Linked DNA regions of Homo sapiens: region 1 is linked to region 2. The links are chromatin contacts, found by Hi-C in ENCODE. All regions are on one chromosome and are shown on one strand. The core of a region is the stretch at or near the end of the contact, and the rest is flanking DNA. Distances in the headings are between cores, read along the strand shown.

What was found. A loop is a pair of places that touch in the nucleus more often than their neighbours do. Pooled maps may share reads with other maps.
Region 1: a loop to region 2 is called in a pooled map, with 3 times the contacts of the local background. The contact joins the enhancer-like site here to the promoter of ARAP2 in region 2. A Hi-C loop is called at or near these places in 2 of 37 single-sample maps with no recorded cell type and 3 of 50 pooled maps.

What each region holds. Positions count from the first base shown.
Region 1 is chr4:40,989,439-40,992,571 of GRCh38, forward strand. The region is part of intron 6 of APBB2 (amyloid beta precursor protein binding family B member 2); the gene reads right to left. It also overlaps the pseudogene RNA5SP160. Among named protein-coding and RNA genes, the nearest start is that of APBB2, 220 kb to the right of the region's middle. RefSeq lists a silencer at 1,675-1,744. Within about 2 kb of position 1,258, at least 9 of the 41 ENCODE cell types and tissues checked have a DNase peak (open chromatin) inside an H3K27ac peak, as active enhancers do.
Region 2 is chr4:36,242,988-36,246,078 of GRCh38, forward strand. It overlaps ARAP2 (ArfGAP with RhoGAP domain, ankyrin repeat and PH domain 2), which reads right to left and starts at 1,527. Exons shown (of 33, transcript NM_015230.4): 1 at 1,192-1,527. LOC439933 (a long non-coding RNA gene) reads left to right here and starts at 1,129. Exons shown (of 5, transcript NR_122079.1): 1 at 1,129-1,224; 2 at 2,185-2,323. RefSeq lists a silencer at 1,323-1,902.

The sequences.
Region 1 (3,133 bases), core at 8-2,507, 4.7 Mb after region 2:
TAGCTTTTGTAAAAACAATGTGCAGATGAGCTTAGAGGAAATCAATAAAATGCAAGAGTTTTTAATTTCCCTTGAGTAGAAGGAGAAACTACATTTTTTTTTTCCCAAATCCATCCCAGATGTGGCCAGTTTTCCAAACTAGCTACCTATTTGCTTTGTTAATTTGCTTGTTTGGTTATTTATTCTCTACTGTACTCCAATAAACAATTTATCATGATGTGCAGAGGTGCATGCACTGCACAGACTGATACAGCCCCCTACTGAGTCCAGGTCTCGCTGTCCCAAGCTTTAAGCTGATCTCTGTGTCATCCGAGCCTCGTCGGAAGGGGAATGTGTTTGTTTAGGGGCAGTGTCGCAGACAACATATTCATAGATTAAATATTGCAAACCAGACTTCCTAATCCAATGGCAGCAAGATAACAATCACTGGGTATTCAGGAAAAGCAACTCTGGGCCTCAAAGAGATCTTCAATAAACTGTCTGCTCAACTGGGAAAGAAAAGAAGAAAACTAAAGAGTACATATAAAACGCTAAAACTTATAGAGAGGAGCCTTTTATTAAATGATACCTGGGTTGCTGCTCCACAAGGGTTCTCAAAAGCGGGAGTGATACAATGTGGAAACCACCCAAGTGTCCATCCATAGATGACTGAATAAGCAAAACGTGGTATATACAGACAGTGGAATATTAATTACTCAGCTTTAAAGTGGAAGGGGTCTATGGCCATAAAACCCTGAACTTGCCAGATCTCATCTGATGTGGGAAGCTAAGCAGGGTCAGGTCTAGTTAGAACTTGGATGGGAGACCACCATGAGAATACCAGGTGCTATAGGCTTTCTCTCTTTCTTCTCTCTCCCTCTCTCTTTCTCCCCTCCCCTCTTGTCTCTCTCTCTCTTTCTCTCTCCAGCTGTTGTTGGACATCAGAAGAATATTCCAGTTGTATCCGGTGTCTACCGTGAAAAAAAGTGTTCTTTTTTGCAAAAGTGCCAGAAAGGAGTGGTGAGATTCATCCCAAGCCAATCATTTCTCATGAAAGACACTGTGCCATAACCGCTTTTCACACACACAAGAAAGGAGAAAGGGAGGAAGGCAGGGAGAAACTCAGCAAACAGCTCAGGATTTCCACAGCCTACCATTCCAAACCTTTCGCACTTCCAGAAGGCTTCTTGATGGAGTTGTGGCAAGCTCATGGGGGAAATGCTTCACCCCAACGTAACCCAGACCAAATATGCCATTGCACAGGAAGTGGGTGCTGAGTCCAAGTGTGTCCATATGAGCAAAGTAACACAGATTAAACAGTGATTCATTTCATACCAAACTGCATCCATCATTTTAAAAACTGTGTCATCATCCTACTCCAAACTGTATGTGGCATCTTCTCTTCCTCTTCTGCCAAGCAGAGCAAAGACTCTAGGTTACAGCTCATGAAGGTGTAAATTGGGTTGATATGCTCTATGGAGGCAAATGGAGGAAAAAGAAAGGAAGGAAACCCTGAATGGGGGTTGGGGGCAGGGAGGGGTAAGATTTACTCTGCTAACTACATAGATTTCTGGTCATTTTGGACTGAGTTTCATTTTTTTTTTTTTTGGAGGCAAGGTTTCACTCTGTTGCCCAGGTTGCAGGGCAGTGGTGCAATCTTGGCTCACTGCAACTTTCGTCTCAGCCTCCTGAGTAGCTGGAACTACAGATGTGTGCCACTACGCATGGCTAATTTTGTTGTGTGTGTGTGTGTTTTGCTTTTTTTTTTTTTTTTTTTTTTGTAGAAATGAGATCTCACCATTTTGCCCAGGCTGGTCTCGAACTCCTGGGCTCAAGAAATCTGCCTGCCTTGGCCTCCCAAAGTGCTAGGATTACAGGTGTGAGCCACCGTGCCTTGCTGGGTTTTGATTTTTAAATTTTTTATTTTGCTTCCTGGTATTGATTTTTAAAAGTCCCCTGGAAAATGCCTTGCATTTAAAAACCCTCACACCCCTTACGATAACCTATTCTGTCCCTAAAATTAAGACTATAACTTTCAAAACACTTTAGATGAAATTGTGCTAGGCCAGAGTAAGTGATCCTATTTATTTTTTTAAAAATATGTATCCAAAAAGTACAGGGGGAAAAAAAACCTATAGTGTTCTAACTATAGCAATTTCCTCCTGCTTTTATCCCTGTGTCTGAAGTGAGGTCATTTTTGTTTGTTTTTGGCAAGTGAACAGAGAAAAGAAGAAAGAAAAACACACACACACACCCTAGACTTTTCACCCCCTCCTCCTAAAACAGACACACTTGTTAATTTACAGCTTTGAAAATCATCTGGGTAGTTCTTCCATAATTCACCATCTTCCTTGGTTTTCTAGGATTTTTTTTAGAACCTTCAGACCCCAGAGGGCATTTCACTTGAAGATGCTACTCGTCTCATCCCTTCAGAAGGTGGGCTGAGGTTTCCTTAAGAATCTTCTATGAGAGTGGTCTGCAATTAGAAAGTTATAACAATTCTACCTGTGAGGGTGTTCTACAATCAGAACACTGCTCTCACTCTCCCTCCTCCTCCCCATCTCTCTCTCTCACACTCACGCACAGACACCACACACACCACACTCACACTGAAATTAAGAGTGAAAACTGTTAAGGCTAAAAATACTACAGAGAGAAAAGCATCTTTGCTAACACTTAATACTCAGAACAACTTTTTGAAAGTGAAAATGACGATGCTTTACCTGACTGATTATCAATGCAGCTGCCTTTTTTGTTTGTTGCTTGTTTTTAAGAGACAGGGTCTCACTCTGTTGCACAAGCTGGAAGCCAGTGGCATAATTATAGCCTTGACCACCTGGGCCCAAGTGACATCCTCTGCCTCAGCCTCCCGAGTAGCTGGTACTAAAGGTGCACGGCACTACACTTAGCTAATTTTATTTATTTATTTATTTTTGGTAGAGATGGGGGGGGGTCTTTCTATGTTGCCCATGCTGGTCTCAAACTCCTAGCCTCAAACTATCCTCCCACCTCAGCCTCCCAAAGCACTGGGATTACAGGTGTGAGCCACTGCACCAGATTGACACAGCTTTTTAGTTCGCTTCAGCAGCTATAGATTTACCTTCTGATGTAGTTAAACAACATTTTAGATACGTGCTGAACAGCAGTCTTGGAC
Region 2 (3,091 bases), core at 277-2,776:
CATGACCCACTTTTTTTTCTTCTTTAAACGTTGTTGGACAAAAAATGTCATGAGTATTTTCTCTCAATATTTCTCCTGTAAGTGTATGGAAGTCATAAATAAGAGTTAAAAAAAAAAGAGTTTAAAGGTATTTCTCTTTTTTTCCTTAAAAAAAGTTAGCTTGCTTTTTATCTTCCAATTACTTACGGGCAAAGTTCCATGGGCCTGTGGGGGTGTAGAGTGCTTAAGTGCAGATAAATCAATACTGAGCTTGTAAGTACAATACTATTATGAGTAATAACAATGACATCCTATTAAATGTACTTTTAAAAATAGCTTATTTTCAATACACTTCTTGATTTTTTTTAAACCGAAGGCTGTATTCTACTGAACAGCCTACTTCAAGGACAAGCTTGCAAAAAAAAAAAAAAAAAAAAAAAGAATTTGCTATCAGGATACCTACTTACAACACCCTAAGATGTCATTATTCCACACAAATTAGCTTATTTTCTTGTGTTTTCCTCTAATTATCAAAGGCTATATAATCCACGAACCCTTTCCCCAAATCAAAATAACTCCAGATCACCTCAAGGTAGGAGGTGTTTAAGAAAACAAGCCAGAATTAGATAAAGTAAAACTTACTTTATTAAATAGGATGGACACCACTTCTCCCAAGAGAACTGTCTCCAAAAGTAAACAAGAAAGATCAATCTGGTAAACTCACATCATACAGGTTCCCGTGTAAGGTATCGGGTTCAGGCAGGTGGAAGCCAAATGATCGTAATTAAAGTTAATTAACAGGCCAGTCGTCTTAACGTGGTTAACAAGCAGGGTGCGGGGCAGCACAGACACCCGGGCAAATTCATGATCTCTACCGAGTAAATAACTTGGTGCCTGAAACTCACTACAGCTTCTTCTTATTTAAAGGTAGGGGAGAGGAATGGAGGGAGTGTCCAGCTGTCTATCCGGATCCTCACCCTCCCGGGTCAAATCCCAGAAGTGGAGTTCTTGGATCACTTACCGGCTTCTGGTTTCCTTTCAGACGCCCACACGCGGGAGCGAAATCCAAGGGGCGGACACCAGAGCCGAGCACTTTGCGCTGAGGAAATTTACCCGGTGAAGTGTCGAAAAGCCCCAGCCCCTCCAGACAGGGTCCTCCCACCCCCGCGTGGGCCATCCCGGCCCAGCCTTCCCGAGGCCCCGGGTACTCGCCTTGCGCTCGGGTCGCGGAGTTCGAAAAGCGAGGTGAGGCGGCGCTGGGAAGCTCAGCGCCGGCGTCTCTCCCAGCCTTGGGCGCTCGGTCCTCGCCCCTCTGCCGGAGGCGCCAGGCCTCCTCTTTCCCGGTCCCCGCCGGCTGTCCGCAGTCGCCTCTGCTGCCTGGCGGCGGCCGCGCGGGCGGCGCTGTTAGTGGGGCCGGCGTGTCGCGGCCGCCGCACCTGGAGGCGGGGAGCGCGGGCCGCGGACCCGCGCTCAGCTCCGGAAACGCCGAGCCCGGCGCCCGCGCCTTGCTCAGGTGCTCCCGCGCCTCGCCTCGGCCGCCGCTTCCTCTCCGCCCGCGGGGGCGGGGAGCAGGCGCCCCGCGCGGGGGAAGCCGGAGCTCAACGGCGGGGGCGGCCCAGCCGGCCTCCCTGGTTCCGCAGCATAGTTGGGTGACTGACTCAGACCGCCGCGACTTGGCCGCGCCTGGCACCCTCGCCACCTGGCGCACCTCGGCCCGGAGGCGTCAGACCCCGCTGGGGAAGCTGCGGGGGCGCGCCCTGGAGCCCAGAGCGACAGGGGCATTACCCACCTTCCCGGGACGGAGATGCCCAGGACCTTGTGTTGGCTCCTCCTGGCCAGTGGGTTTGTCTGTGCGCACTCATGGGGGGTTGAATGTCAAATGGGCGGAACCTCGCCACGACTGATTATTAGTATTACTCTTCCAAGTACTTAAAGTGTTAGCTCAGCGTTTCCCAAACTGAAGACTCATCTAGGGCACTATTTTCCCCAGGCTGCTTCTATGTAAATTTGCTCCTTCTTGCACCTGTGGCGGTTAGATCCCAGAGGGGCATTTCCCCTTTGAGTTGGACTCTGACAAAGGAGGCAGCGAAGGAAAATAGGGGATCCCAAAGAACCCTTGTGGACCTCCAAATATCTAAGCGTCCGTAAAATCCAGTTATTTGCAAGTGAGTTCACAGACCAACTACTTTTTTTTTTTTTTTTTAGACAGGGTCTCACTTTGTCACCCAGGCTGGAGTGTAGTGAGGCAATCTCAGCTCATTGCGCCTCCGCCTCTGGGTCCAAGCTATCCTCCCACGTCAGCCTCCCAGGTAGCTGGGATTACAGGCGCGCACCATCAGCCAAGGTAATTTTTTTTGTATTTTTGGTATAGACGGAGTTTCGCCTTGTTGCCCAGGCTGGTCTCAAACTCCTGACCTCAAGTGATCCACCTGCCTCGGCCTCCCAAAGTGCTGGGATTACAGGCGTGAGACACTGCCCCCTACCAGCTTTTTTTTTTTTTTTTATAAACATCTCCCACAGACTACCTGAAATTCTCTTCATTAAAAGGTGAAATGTATTTATCTTTCCCCTGTTCCTGTTGATGGAAGTGAAGCAATTAAGGAAAGCGCAGACCTTATGAAAATGAGATAATTGGTGAAGTGCGGAAAGAGAGAGGCTTCCCACAAGCCTGGGCCCTTAGGATTCTTCAGTCATCACCTTCACCCACACTAACTACCTGCCCAAAGCACCGTCTTTCCCTGGGGAGACTCTGAAGCAGCTCTGTCTTACTAGAGACACCAAATATCCAGTTCCTTTTGAACTTAATACCTCATAGCCGACCTCATTTCCACCAGGAAAGTTTTATTGACATTTTCCAAACCACGGGAACTTTTTCTCTGGATTCCTATAGCATTTATAGGAGGAATTTTATTTATGTGGCTCTTTTCTGGCTTCATTCTCTGTGTGTGTGTGTTTCTTTTGTTCTTTTTCCCTTTTCCCTCTCCAAATTCTCACATACTTCTCTCTTTTTTTTTATCTCTCTCTTTTTTGTTTTTGTTTTTGTTTTCGACTGAGCCCCGCTGTATCGCCCAGGCTGGAGCGTGGAGAGCAGTGGCGCGATCTCAGCTCACTG